2 separate regions of the Homo sapiens genome follow, and region 2 is linked to region 1. Evidence: read pairs that join two places in POLR2A ChIA-PET (ENCODE). Cell type or tissue: endothelial cell of umbilical vein. All regions are shown on one strand.

What was found. ChIA-PET counts read pairs that join two places held together with the same protein. Peaks named below come from ENCODE experiments on the same cell type or tissue, not always from the same donor. Only the 100,000 strongest peaks of a DNase experiment are listed, where the experiment ranks them.
Region 2: POLR2A ChIA-PET joins it to region 1 with 6 read pairs; 3 of 35 experiments call an interaction of 5 or more read pairs at or near these places.

What each region holds. Positions count from the first base shown.
Region 1 is chr16:30,552,657-30,556,656 of GRCh38, forward strand. It overlaps ZNF764 (zinc finger protein 764), which reads right to left. Exons shown (of 3, transcript NM_001172679.2): 3 at 1,108-3,451. The coding sequence ends at 2,538. Among named protein-coding and RNA genes, the nearest start is that of ZNF764, 3.7 kb to the right of the region's middle. RefSeq lists an enhancer at 750-1,249. In endothelial cell of umbilical vein, no CTCF peak of the experiment used is centred here; no DNase peak of the experiment used is centred here; H3K27ac peaks cover 816 bases.
Region 2 is chr16:30,712,161-30,716,160 of GRCh38, forward strand. It overlaps SRCAP (Snf2 related CREBBP activator protein), which reads left to right. Exons shown (of 34, transcript NM_006662.3): 13 at 102-279; 14 at 519-655; 15 at 1,048-1,217; 16 at 1,359-1,551; 17 at 3,906-4,000. Among named protein-coding and RNA genes, the nearest start is that of SNORA30, 3.6 kb to the left of the region's middle. In endothelial cell of umbilical vein, no CTCF peak of the experiment used is centred here; a DNase peak (open chromatin) is centred at 1,691; H3K27ac peaks cover 582 bases.

The sequences.
Region 1 (4,000 bases):
AGTCAACCCGCCCCAGAAAAGCTGAAGGAGAGAGAGACCTTGGTGGGGTCGGATTGGAGATGAGGTTGGAATAAAGTCAGTTCATTACTTCACTTGACACCGGAACAGTGTCTTTTCTCCAAAACTTCTACCTCCTTCCAGGTTGATTAATCTGGTTTCTTCCTTCCTGGGTAGGCCAGACACAGGGCTGAGCTGGGTGACTCTGCATAGGCCAGCAGAGGTCACAGGCCCTTGCTCTCCTCAGGGAGATGTTGTCCTAACCAGGAGCAGGGCAGGGGCTGCCCATGGCTAGACTCTGCCCACAAAGGAATTAGTGGTAGATGGATAATGGGGGTGGGGATTCTGTGCAGAGCTTGGGGATACAGATGGGTAGTCACCCCTGGCTACAAATCTAATCTAACACCAGGTGTTCCTGGCCTACCCCGCTCTGCCCATGATGGTACAGAGGAAAAATGCAAGGTCTGTGCGCCTTGGGACTCTCCTCGTTGCCTGGATTCTGAGTTGACCTGATCTGTCACATGGCCACTTTGTCAGAACTCATCTGGTACGTGGGCTTCACTGATGCTGGGCTAGTCTGACCCCATCCAGGTCAGGGCTGGGTGTTATCACAGGGAGGGGCAGATGCCTGCAAAACCCTGGCTGAGACACCAGTGAAGGCCTCAGGAGTGATGGGTAAAGTCAGCAGTCAGCTAAGAACCCTGGGGTCTCTGTGTGACCCTGGACAGGCTGCTTAGCCCTCCTTGGTCTCAGTGTCTCCAACTGTAAAAGCCTAGGAAAGTGAAGATCTCTTCTAGTTCAAAACTGTGATAAGGCCCTCCTGGCAGGGTCTAGGAGGGCTAAGAAGTCCTGAGGCATGTGGCTATCTCAGGGAGGCCCAAAGAAGACTGGAGGGAGCTCTCAAAACCTTCCCATTCAAAAACAGGAACTGCCTGTTGGCTGATGGCGGACACACCCCTTGGTTTGGGATGAAAGGCAGTCCTGACTGCCTCTTCCTGACCAGGCTGTCCTCTTCAACCAAGGGGTTTCTCTCAGCACTTATGAAGGTGAAATGATTCAATGGAAGAGACAGTACTTTGTAAACCATAAAATGCAATACAAGCAAAGATCTAAAATAAAACCAACTTTTACTTCTCTCTTGCCACCCTTTCTCTCCAACTCCAGAAAACCTGAGTGCTACAGACCACTGTTTGCAAACTCAAATGACCATAGGAACTCAGCAAGTCATATAAATGAGCGGGAAATGCCAGATGGAAAGGCCTATTTGGACAGAGACATGGGTCTAAGAAATACTTCCCTTTCTTCTTCGCTGTACTTTAAGATAAACACCAAAAACACTAAAAGCAAGCCATGATGAATGGCACGTGGTGCTTGGTCAGGAGCCCACGGGAGTGGTGGGGATGGGTGGCCGGGCCACGGTGAATTGTGAGTTCTGGCTCCGGCTCAGCTCCCAACAACTGTGGTTTTGTCGGAGCCTAGGTCGAGTTGCCAAATCTTTGGATTTTTCAAAAGACACCAGAAAACCTGTATTTGGTTGTAAAATATCCTTTTCAATTTTCACTACTAACTCATATCACTTAAAAACACTGCCTGGACTCAGATCAATAAATATGACAACCGCAGGCCAGATCCAGTACACAGTCACAGGATTTTAACTTGGGCAGTAAAAAGACAATGGAGGTGGTGGGTGCCTGTAGTCCCAGCTACTTGGGAGGCTGAGGAAGGAGAATTGCTTGAACTCTGGAGGCAGAGGTTGCAGTGAGCTGAGATTGCGCTATTGCACTCCAGCCTGGGCAACAAGAGCAAAACCCCATCACACACACACACACACAAAGACAATGGAAGCCAGGCATGGTGGTAGCTCACGCCTGTAATCCCAGCACTTGCGGAAGCCGAGACGACAGGATCACTTCAGCCAAGGAGTTTGAGACCAGCCTGGACAACAGTGAGAACCTCATCTCTATGTAAAATTTAAAAATTAGCTGGCCGTAGTGTTGCCCGCCTGTAGTCTCAGATATTTGGAAGGCTGATGGGAGAGGATTCCTTGAGCACTGCAGGTTGAGGCTGCAGTTAGCCCTGTTCACACCACTGCACTCCAGCCTGGGTGACAGAGCAGGAAGCTGTCTCAGAAATAAATAAATAAATAAATAAAAAGACAATGAGTATTGTGTTCTGGGAGGGTCACAAGAATAAAAATAATGATAAAAAATTTAAAAAGACAATGGGTAAAACAAGGTTCTCCTCTACCTCAGTCCTCTTAGCACCTCTGGGCTGAGAAACAGCTTTTGGTTCCCCTTATGTAGGTCTGGGGGTTCTCAACTCAGCCCTGCCTCAGTAGAGGGGGCCTTGGAGAGCCCTGGGCAGTGGGGAGCAAGGTGCTGGCAGAGGAGGCTGCTAAGGGCCCAAGATCAGACTGTCCGCACCCCAGGGCCAGCTCTTGCCCTAGATTCTGGGACCTCCCTGCAGGCCGCCGCAGAGGTTCGGGCCCCTGAGCCCATCTCGGGCCTCCCGTAATGTCTAGATAGTCACTTTTAAGGCCGTCACCCACACTCCTGGAATATCTCCGGGTACAGCTGGAAGCCCACGGGCGGGTCCAGGTCTCCGTGGCCAGGGGTCAGGGTCACAGACAGACGCCCGGCGACCCGGCCCCTGTGGCCCCCGGCCCCGGGCCGATGAACCCACTGGTGTTTGGCCACGGCTGACTTCTGGCCAAAGCGGCGGCCGCACTGCGGGCAGGGGTAGGGCTTCTCGCCGCTGTGGGTGCGCCTGTGGGCTGCCATCTCCGAGCTCTGGCGGAAGCAGCGCCCGCAGTCCGGGCACGGGTAGGGCTTCTCGCCGGTGTGGGTGCGCACGTGGCGCCGCAGGTCCGAGGGGTAGGCGAAGGCGCGGCCACAGTCCGGGCAGGGGAAGGGGGTCTCGCCGCTGTGCACGCGCCGGTGCTGGTAGAGGGCAGAGCTCTGGCTGAAGCGGCGGCCACAGTCGGCGCAGCCATAGGGTTTCTCGCCGGTGTGGACGCGCAGGTGCGAAGTCAGCGCCGAGCGCTGCGTGAAGGCCCGGCCACACTCCAGACAGCGGTGGGGCCGCTCCCCACGATGGATGGCCCGGTGTTTGCTCAGGGAGGAAGCGTGGCCGAAGCCCTTGCCGCAGTCAGTGCAGTGGAAGGGCTTCTCGCCAGTGTGACTGTAGACGTGCTCCACCAGTGTGGAGCGCCAGGCAAAGCTCTTCCCGCACACGTAGCAGCCATGACGCTGGTCAGCTCGGGGGACAGGGGGGTGGGCACAGAGGGAGGGGCGTCCCCGGTGCGGTGCCTTGGACAGCTGCTCCCAACCATAAGGGGGCCCGGCCGAGGGGGCTTGGGGAGACTTCAGCCCAGGAGACCCGGCGGCCACAGGGTCGGGCTTCTCCAGGGCTCCCGTCCCTTCCCTTTGTCTTTCCTTTTTCTTGTTTCTGGAATCTGCTGAGAGATAAAGAGGGGAGAGTTCAGGCTCGGCTCATCCTGGTCCTTGAATCCCACAGCCCGCGTGGACAGGGACAGGCCTGCTGGATCCCCGGCTGCTCCTGGGAGATGGAGGAGTGACACCTGTTCCTCGGCTGCAGAGCCAGACAGAGCCGGGAGGGAGAGAACAGCCCATTCCGCCTCGGGGCTGGGGAAATGTCACGGTGGGGGAAGGGCAGAGATGACATGAACATCTGGGCCTGATCCAGAAGGAGGAACGGACACCTGAGGATGTTCCAGGCAGCAGGAACAGCACCAAGAAAGGCAGAACCAGGAGGGCATGGCCAAGTTCAGTGGGGCTGGATACTCTGCAAAGGCTGAGGGCAAGAAATGAAAGAAAAAAAGGGGGGCGGACGGGGAGAAAGGAACCAGCCTGCAGGTGAACGGCAGGGGTGGGTCCTGAGGTGGAGGTAGAGTCAACAGAGTTTAAGAGACTGGGCGTGGGGGCTCAAGGCGGTAATCCCAGCGCTTTGGGAGGTAGAGAAGGAGGATCAGCCTAGGATTTCA
Region 2 (4,000 bases), 160 kb after region 1:
TCCCCAGGTTCTGGCCTCTCCTTTCTCATGTCTTGACTTTCTCATGTCCCCACAACAAATGCCTCATTTCCATTGTGTTACCTATATTTCCTCTCTGACAGGTAAAGACGCCCATTCCCCTGCTTCTGCGGGGCCAGCTCCGGGAGTACCAGCACATTGGGCTAGACTGGCTGGTTACCATGTATGAGAAGAAGCTTAATGGCATTCTTGCTGATGAGATGGGGCTTGGGAAGACCATCCAGACCATCTCTCTGCTTGCCCACTTGGCTTGTGAGAAAGGTAAGTAGGCAAGGCCCCTTCTTTTGTTCCCCCTAGTCTAGCTCCCTGGGAGCTTGTTCAGTGATGACTCCAGCTTCATTGACTTTTGCTTTATTGACTCCGGTCATTAACTGTATAGAGAGGACAGTGTAGGTGCTAGGATTCCTAGGAAGGGCCAAAGGGTGGCCAGGGTTATAACTGAGAAATCAGAACCACAGAATTTACATTTCCTTACCATCTCTGATTTTTTTGCCTAACAGGTAACTGGGGTCCCCATTTAATCATTGTTCCCACCAGCGTGATGTTGAACTGGGAGATGGAGTTGAAACGGTGGTGCCCCAGCTTTAAAATCCTCACTTACTATGGAGCCCAGAAAGAGAGGAAGCTCAAGCGGCAGGTTCGATGTTTCATGTGGTCACTTTCCTCCCATTGATGCCTCCTTTATTTTTAAGCCCTTTCCTCAGGTGAATTCCTTTCTCTCCTCTTTCTTTTTTAAAAAAAATTTTTTAATTTTTTGTAAAAATAAAGATGGGGTCTCACTATGTTACCCAAGCTGACCTTGAACACCTGGGCTCAAGAGATCCTCCCACCTCAACCTCCCAAAGTACTGAGACTATAGCTGTGAGCCACCGCACCCAGGCCCCTCCTCTTTCTGTCGCTCCATTCTTTTGCTGGGACTTTCTCTTTTCTTCCAACCTGATTACTGTCCTTTGAGGAGTTTAGCATGTCTTCCCTTTGCTCTCTTCTTTTCATCCCACTATCTGCTACTTTCTGTCTTTGATCCCTCAGGGCTGGACCAAGCCCAATGCCTTTCATGTGTGTATCACATCTTACAAGCTGGTGCTGCAGGACCACCAGGCCTTCCGTCGCAAGAACTGGCGCTATCTCATTCTGGATGAGGCGCAGAACATCAAGAACTTCAAGTCACAGCGCTGGCAGTCACTCCTCAACTTCAACAGGTGGAGATGGAGATGGGGATTCATGGGAGGGTTGACTTGGCTAGAAGGGAGGGCTGCCTGGGTTGAGGAATGTATCAGAATGCTCAGAAGGTTGGGAGCTTGCTGACCATACTCTCTCTGATTCTCTCTGTCTCTTTGCAGCCAGAGACGCCTGCTCCTGACAGGAACTCCCTTGCAGAACAGCCTCATGGAGCTGTGGTCCTTGATGCACTTTTTGATGCCCCATGTCTTCCAGTCTCATCGCGAGTTCAAGGAGTGGTTCTCTAATCCCCTAACTGGCATGATTGAGGGCAGCCAAGAGTATAATGAAGGTCTAGTCAAACGCCTCCACAAGGTAGGGCCTGCAACAGTTTGTCAGGGTATTGGGAATGGTAAGGAACCATTCCTGAGCACCTGGGCAGTGCCCAGGAAACCCTTGGGGAGAGGGAAGTCAGTGCCAGGCTAAACTCCTTTGTCAAGCTGCAGTGTTCTAGTGACTAACCCATTGCCAGATTGAGTGACCTCATCTTAGTCATCAATTCTGTTTTTTTTTTTTTTTGAGACTGAGTCTTGCTTTGTCGCCCAGGCTGGAGTGCAGTGTTGCAATATCCATTCACTGCAAACTCCGCCTTCTGGGTTCACACCATTCTCCTGCCTCAGCCTCCCGAGTAGCCAGGACTACAGGCACCCGCCACAAAGCCTGGCTAATTTTTTTTTTTTTTTTTTTGAGACAGAGTTCACTCTGTCGCCCAGGCTGGAGTGCAGTGGCGCGGTCTTGGCTCACTGCAAGCTTTGCCTCCCAGGTTCATGCCATTCTCCTGCTTCAGCCTCCCGAGTAGCTGGGACTAAAGGCGCCCACCACCACGCCGGGCTAATTTTTTGTATTTTTAGTAGAGACGGGGTTTCACCGTATTAGCCAGGATGGTCTCCATCTCCTGACCTCATGATCCGCCTGCCTCGGCCTCCCAAAGTGCTGGGATTATAGGCATGAGCCACCGCGCCCGGCCTACGCCCGGCTAATTTTTTGTATTTTTAGTAGAGTCGGAGTTTCACCGTGTTAGCCAGGATGGTCTCGATCTCCTGACCTCGTGATCTGCCTGCCTCGGCCTCCGAAAATCCTGGAATTAAAGGTGTGAGCCACCGTGCCGGGCTTTTTTTTTTTTGAGACAGAGTCTCTCTCTGTCACCCAGGCTGGAGTGCAGTGGCGTGATCTGGCTCATTGCAACCTCCACCTCCCAGGTTCAAGCGATTCTCCTGCCTCAGCCTCCTGAGTAGCTGGGGTTACAGGTCTGCACTACGATGCCTAGCTAATGTTTGTTATTTTTAGTAGAGGCGGATTTCGCCATGTTGGCCAGGCTGGTCTCGAACTCCTGACCTTAAGTGATCCGCCCTGCCCCCGCTTGGCCTCCCAAAGTGTTGGGATTACAGGTGTGAGCCACCGTTCCCAGCCTGTTTGTTTTTTGTTTTTTTTTAAATGGTGATGTTTTTGTCCTTACTGTCTTTGAGTAGAATGGTACTGCTGATTGATCCCTGCTTGGATTTCTTCAACTTCATATTGTTGGTGTTTTCTCTCTCTGGTCTTCTTTGGCTCTTCCTTTTTCGCCCAACTTTTAAATCACAACATCTTTCAGCATTCTGATCTTTACTTTTTTTGTCTTCTCAGTCTGCATATCTCACAGGCCTACTCATTCCTAAGGCTTTGACTATTTCTTATGTGATAAAGACTCTCCAGTCTGTACTAAAATTCCTTGACTTTCTAGATCACTTGACCTGTATTTAAATTTCTGATTTGCTATCATTAATTGAGAGTTCCTCTTGAACTCAACACTGTTCTAAGCTAGACATCTCTGGCCTTATAGCCTGTTATTTCTACTTCATCTTGGTCAATCACTATCATTCGGTAAACTAAGCTAGAAAACAGGAAGTCGGCCGGGCGCGGTGGCTCACGCCTGTAATCCCAGCACTTTGGGAGGCTGAGGCAGGCGGATCACGAGGTCAGGACATCAACACCATCCTGGCTAAAATGGTGAAACCCCGTCTCTACTAAAAATACAAAAAATTAGCCGGGCGCGGTGGCGGGTGCCTGTAGTCCCAGCTACTCAGGAGGCTGAGGCAGGAGAATGGCATGAACCCGGGAGGCAGAGCTTGCAGTGAGCCAGGATTGCGCCACTGCACTCCAGCCTGGGTGACAGAGCGCAACTTTGTATCAAAAAAAAAAAAAAAAGAAAACAGGAAGTCTTCCTTAACTATTACTTTTCCTTCATTTATCTCTGTTCCTTTACTTCTTCCGTGTCACTGTAGACATTGATGACTGTGTCCTATTAGATTTTATCTTCTGAGATTACAGATTTGCCTTTTGTTTTATCTCCTGTCAAGGCCACAGTTTTTATTCTCCTCATCTTCTAGATTTATTTGCATCATCTTGTAAACTTAACAATTACTCCTCAAAATCTAGTTTGAGTTTTCTATTCTGCGTAGTTGGTCTGCCCACAGTGCTTCCTTATATCACTTCCTGTGTCATGGTATCATTTTGTGTCTGTCTCCTTCAGCAGACAGCAGATCCCTTGAGGGCTTGCAGTTGACTCATCTTTGTGTGGTTGGTGTCTGATATGGTGTGCCGTATGACTCCATTAGTGTTTGCTGAGGGGCTTAGGCTGGGGCTCGGTGCCTGAGTTCTCCTGTTTAGCCTCCAGCTTAATTTGCTTTTAGGTTTTGAGGCCTTTTTTACTGCGCCGAGTTAAGGTGGATGTTGAGAAGCAGATGCCCAAAAAGTACGAGCATGTTATCCGCTGCAGGCTCTCCAA